Regions from separate parts of the Mus musculus genome. Here region 1 is linked to region 2. The links are chromatin loops, found by intact Hi-C in ENCODE. Cell type or tissue: heart. All regions are shown on one strand. Links, peaks and the distances in the headings refer to the core of each region. The heading gives the core; the rest is flanking DNA. Region 1 overlaps Ppfibp1 (PTPRF interacting protein, binding protein 1 (liprin beta 1)). Region 2 holds the start of Ppfibp1 (PTPRF interacting protein, binding protein 1 (liprin beta 1)).

What was found. A loop is a pair of places that touch in the nucleus more often than their neighbours do. Peaks named below come from ENCODE experiments on the same cell type or tissue, not always from the same donor. Only the 100,000 strongest peaks of a DNase experiment are listed, where the experiment ranks them.
Region 1: a loop joins it to region 2, with 2.0 times the contacts of the local background. A loop is called at or near these places in 8 of 42 quality-filtered maps.

The regions. Positions count from the first base shown.
Region 1 is chr6:146,960,495-146,963,402 of GRCm38, forward strand. The region is part of intron 2 of Ppfibp1 (PTPRF interacting protein, binding protein 1 (liprin beta 1)); the gene reads left to right. Among named protein-coding and RNA genes, the nearest start is that of 1700034J05Rik, 7.5 kb to the left of the region's middle. In heart, for the core only: a CTCF peak has its summit at 1,534; a DNase peak (open chromatin) is centred at 667; H3K27ac peaks cover 1,814 bases.
Region 2 is chr6:146,886,695-146,889,602 of GRCm38, forward strand. Ppfibp1 (PTPRF interacting protein, binding protein 1 (liprin beta 1)) reads left to right here and starts at 1,800. Exons shown (of 31, transcript NM_001355728.1): 1 at 1,800-1,989. In heart, for the core only: no CTCF peak of the experiment used is centred there; DNase peaks (open chromatin) are centred at 1,757 and 2,647; H3K4me3 peaks cover 1,747 bases; H3K27ac peaks cover 1,811 bases.

The DNA.
Region 1 (2,908 bases), core at 183-2,682, 74 kb after region 2:
GATCGTGGGAGGCTAGTTTCTCCTCATCTTACCCTGTTAGATGCCTTTTTCATGTCCAGATTTCTCCCTTACATAAGGATACCAGTCAGATTGGGTTAGGTCTCACCCTAAAGGTTTCATTTAACCTGAATTAGTTCTTTGAAGATTCTGTGTCCATATAAGGACACATTCTGAGTTTGTGAGAGTTGGGACTTCAATATACAACTTTTGGGGGAGACACAGTTGAGCTCATCACAGACTGTGATGAAGTTAGCTTCACAGAGATAGCAGGCTTGTTTGGGAGTCTTCCATAAACCCAGAAAAAAAATTCTAAGTTGACTGAGTTTTGCTCCCTTTCTGGACCCACAGAATGCCGTGGTGCTGGTTTCTACAGTCAGCACCACTCTTGGTCTTGTGTTTGGTGGAAGATCTAATGCAGTCTAAGCTCCGAGCTTATCACAGTCTCGCTTGATGATTGTGCTGTGTTTTTTAATGCTTGTTGTATCGTTGCTTGATGTGTTGTTTCAGCTCCACCTTTCTTGCGTATTCCTTGTCAAGCACAGGAGCCTCGTTTGGCTGTGTACTGTTGACATTTTCAGCCCTCCAATGCTTTAGATGGACTGTTCATCCCAAGAGTTCACAGCTGCCTTTTCTGGCAGATCTCTCAGCTGTTTGGATGCTGTCTGTGATGCTGTCAAGAAGTGGGATGTGTTTGTTTTCCCTTCTGCACTCTCCCATGTCTTTGGCTGTTCCGGATATCTGTCACAAAGTCCCTCTCTCTACAGCTCTTGGCACCTGCCCTAGTCTGTACCTCAGCTATGCTTTTAAATGCACCCCATTCCTCATCGCTAAGTGCATCATGTTTGTGTCACTGGTGCCCACTGTCTCAGTCCTGGGCACTGAGATAACAACTATGTTTTGTTTTCCCAGCCAGAGACCAGGCAACACTAAATCATTTCTCCCTTCTGTTGGGTTAGTCAGGTTTTGTCTCCCCTGACAAATATTCTAAAATATTGTTTCAATAAAACTGTGTTTTAATAATTTAAACTGTCATGCCTGCAGGAAATGGAGTTTAGGCAGGATGGGTAACATTCCTCCCTGTTAACATCACCTGTCATCCAGACCGTACTAGACCTGTAGCATTGAAGAGGGAAAGGGGCCCAGAGTCCTTTTCTTGTATAAAAGGCTGCTGTAACCATTACTGTTGAGGTGAAGTAGAATATTGAAGCCTCTCTGCTGTACAGGGAATACATGCATTTCCCCAGGCAGAGGTTGCTCTCTGTTGCTGTTTGACAGTCACTGACTCTACCCCACTAAGTACTTTCTAAACAAGGCATTCGCTACAGCCGAGGATCTTTGCTTAGCTTACGTTCCCACCCTGCCTCTTTCAGTCTCTTAGGAGAAAGTTGCTTCTTGGAGAATTCTCCTCTGGAACCAAAGTCAGCTTGCATGTACTTTACCCTACTGGCTCATTTGCTGCTAAAATGAGATGTAATGAGTGACAGTCATTTTCCCCTAGTGCTTTTATGATGTGCTTTACTGCCACAGCGTGGCCAACCCTCAAAGGAGCAAGCCATGTATTTTAATAAAACTGATATGCAGTAAGATTAGCCATCAGAATTTGCCTTTAAATGTGGGTTTCCTCCCTCACGTTGTGCCTCTCATGAGATTATTTAGACCTTGAGCCTGCTTGTATCTGAGAAGAAACAGGCCTGGGACCTTACTCTCCAGAGAAATATCAGATACTCAGAGGCTCTGCTGCTAGTCGGGGAGGCTAAGGGCTAACCCTGACAGTTAAGTTGCATTAAGCTTTGCTGATAGCCTGAAAACCTTCCAGAGCTTCCCAGATGTTGGGCTGTTAGGAGGGGGCCATGGCTTTCAGTCTCCACGGGGTGATTGAGTGGTCCCGAAGATAACCTCTGAAGAAGCAAAGCTCACAGGATCCTATCTTAAATTCCAGTTTCTCATGGGCCTGCCTGCATCTGACTTTTTTTTTTTTCTTAGAATATAAATTATCAAACTAACACCCAGGCTGACATCTTCTCAGCAGGCTGACATCTCCCTTGCCTTCTCCATACCTTTCATACAGCTTTATTCCTTGGGCCTGGGCCTGAGATCTTAGCTCTTGAGGTGACTATTCTAGAGCCAGTCTCCCTTCCTGTCTTCTGGGAAGACTGTCTCAGCACAGATTTGTACTGTTCAGCCTTCAGTTTCCCTCTCACCATTGTCTAAGCCTAAGACTTCTCTCACTTGTGTCTACACACCAGGACCTACAACAAGTTCTGGATACATGGTGAGCTGAACAGGAATTCCAAATCAGGTTATCTCCTCTCCTGCAAACGAGAGCCCTGGGCTATGGCTCTTCTAAACTACTCCTGGCTTATCAAGGACCCACTTGCTTGTCCAGATGGCTCGGTTGTCACAGGTGGCAAAAGCAAGAGGCTGCCTGCAGACTTTTCTATTCATTCTCAACCTGGTGATAATTTCAGACCAGTAGGAAAGGAAGGGAAGTAGAGCCTGAAATCACAGAGATCTGGTCCTGGGAGAAATTAGAACAACAACAACAACAATGAAAATCGACTATGACAGGTTTCACTTAAACAAACAACAGCTATGTAACCAGGTTCATAAATATTTTTACACTTAATTTGAAGTAGAAGCTTTGAAGATTTATATTCAATAATCGAGAGTGATCATTTGTTTCATTGAGGAAAACACAAAACATCCATGTACTGATTGAGGGGAGGAATTGATGCTCTTGGTTAGTGGAAAGATTTTTAAAATTTATTAGAGATTTATTTTTATTTTTAACGTGTATGTATAGATGTGTCTTTGTGTAGGTATGTGCACATGTGCGCACAAGTGCCTGTGGAGCCCAGACGAGAGCCTTCAGTTCCCTGTGGCTGGAGCTACGGGTGATTATGAGCTT
Region 2 (2,908 bases), core at 263-2,762:
ATGTGAGTCTCTTGCCCAGAGGTACCCCTGGGGGACAGAAGAGAGCGTCAGATCCTCTGGATCCGGCTTTATAGTCAGCTGGGACCTTGCTGAGGCTTTGACTCCTTATGTTAAAATCAGTTTACTTCCCATGGACAGGTGGGCTGGGAAGAGCATATGGGACACAATGAGGGACATTGTGAATCCATTGTGGTAGAATGGCGAATGTGCGACGTCATTAATCAAAGAACACACAATAAAGCCAGCTGAAAAGTCACATGTCACACACCTTAATCCCAGCATCTGGGATTAGTGGAAGAAGGTTCCTGAGTTCAAGGCTGGCCTATGTTACATAGTGAGTTCAAGGATAGCTTCAGCTACTTAAGAATCTGTCTCAAGAAAACTAAAATCAAACCCCCCAGTCAACACATACACAAACACACCACCTTCCGTTCCCCAGGGTGGTGGCAGCGGCGGCGGTGGGGGCTGGGGAGGCTCATAGCCAACAAAAAGCTAACAGAAACTAATCATATTCTGTATCCATAAAGCTGCTTTTCATTATTCAGTTCAGTTCTGGGTCTGACAGGGGAAACTGAAAGAAGGGCTCCTGAGAATCTCCCTGACTTTGCAGCCAAGAGGATTACACAGCTGATATCCACCAGAGGGTAAATAGTAGTTAATTCTTAATTGTTAGCTCAGTCACTGCAATTGGTTCAACAGTAATTATTATCATGTGGTTTGAACTCAGTTGTGAGGGTTCTCCCTTTTCAGTTGTGCATCAAAACAGAAGCCTTATGGGACTTAAAAAGTTCAGCATAGGGCCTGAAGAGATGGCCAAACAGTTAACCTCTTCTGCTCTTTTTGCAGAAACACTTGAGTTCAGCCCACAGCCCCTATCTCACAACTGGGAGAATTCAATGCTTCTAGCCTCCATGGGTACACACACATACTACACATAATTAAACAAAATAACAAAAATAGCTGGGTGTGGTGGTACACATCTTTGATTTGAATAGTTTGAGGCGGAGGCAGGCAGATAGCTGTTCAAGACCAGTCTGGTCCACACACAGTTTCACGACAGGACAAACAACAACAACAAACTCCAACAAAAATAATAATAAAAAATCTTTAAAAAGCAGGTTATTGCTGAGTGTGGGCCTGTAACCTCAGCTATTAGGAAGGCTAAGGTAAAAAGATAACAATTTGAAGACCAGCCTTGATATGTGTCACAGCGGGGGGGGGGAGAGGGGGGGAAAACCTCGAAAAAATATAAATAGTAAAACATTTACCCCCTCCCTCTGGAGAGTTCATTTTATTTCTCTGGAAGCTTGCGTGTCTTTTTATTTTTATTTTTGTCTCGTTACTAAATGCAAAAGCAGCCACGTGGTTGAGCGCCGCTAGATGACCACGCGGAACTAGGGTGGCCACCTCTGGGATCCTCGTCCGCTCAGTCTCTGTAAGTCCTCAGTTTCCCCTCCGGGGCCTTTTACTTTATCCGCGGGGCTCCCCGCCCGCCACGTCCGCTCGGTCCGCGACACAGAGGCGTTCTTTCGGGATGAGCGTCGCTTCTGACCCGGGAAGAGCTGCGAGCGACCGCCCGGCTCAGCGCAGCCCTTTATCCGCGCCCTACGGACCGCAGCGGACCGGGCGCGCTCCCCACCGACGCCCACTCCCAGCTCCGCTGGGCTCGGCCAGGAATGTGGGAGACCAGGCGCCGCCTCGGAGTGACCGCGCGCCCGGCCAATCAGCGGGCCGCAAGCGCGAGGCCCCGCCCCCTCCGCCCCTGGGGCTGGTTCCCGCCGGGGGAGGGGCGGGGCGGTGGGACGAGGAGGACCGAGGGGAGGCGGCACCTGGGCGGCGGTGATGTCAGCCGGGCGCTGTGCTCCGGCCCCGGCTCCTGTCGCCGTGTAGGGCGCGGGGGCGGCCGCGTCGAGAGTGGCGATCTGGCAGCCGGGCGGGTCCCGGGAGGCGGAACTGCAACTTGTGGAGCTCGGCGGCCCTCCGCCTCAGGTAAGCCAGCCGCGGGCGGTTCCTTCTGCGACCCGCGCCCGCGTTCTCGGGGATCTCTAGTGAGTGGGGGGCAGCAGCTTCGGGGTGACAGGAAGGGCTCGTCTGGGTCCTCGGTTCCCTCACCCGGACTCCCCACAGCACAGAACTCCAGTCAGGGAAGTGTGCTCGGACTCCCCCAGAGACTCCAGTCAGGGAAGTGTGCTCCCAGCTCACACCCAGACTCCCCTCCACAGACTCCAGTCAGGGAAGTGTGCTCCCAGCTCACACCCGGTCTCTCCTTCACACCACAGTCTCCAGTCAGGGAGATGTGCTCCCAGTTCACACCCGGTCTACCCCCCCCAGCACCCCCCCCCCCAGACTCCAGTTAGGGAAGTGTGTTCCCAGCTCACATCCAGACTTCCCTCCACAGCCTGCAGCCAGGGAAGTGTGCTCCCAGCTCACACCCGGACTCCCCGACCCCTTACACACCCACAGTCTCCAGCCAGGGTAGTATAAGCCCATCTCATACTCGTCCCCTCACCATACCATAGACTCTGAATCACAGAACTCCAATCAGTGAAGTGTGCTGGGACCCCACGCCTCAGAATCCCCACCACACCACAGCCTCCAGTCAGAGAAGTGTGCTTCCAGCTCACTCCTGGACTCCCCACCACACCACAGACTCCAGTCAGGGAAATGTGCTGGGACCCGAACACCCCAGAATCCTAGTACCATGGAACTCTAGTCAGGGACATGCGCACAGTTTTACACAGTGGGTATCTCACCACGCCACAGACTCATTCAGGACAGTGTGAGCCCATTTCACACTTGTCCTCCCACCACACCATAGACTCTGATACCACAGAACTCCAATTACAGAAGTGTTCTGGGACCCTACACCCCAGAGTCTCCACCACACCACAGACTTCAGTTAGGGAAT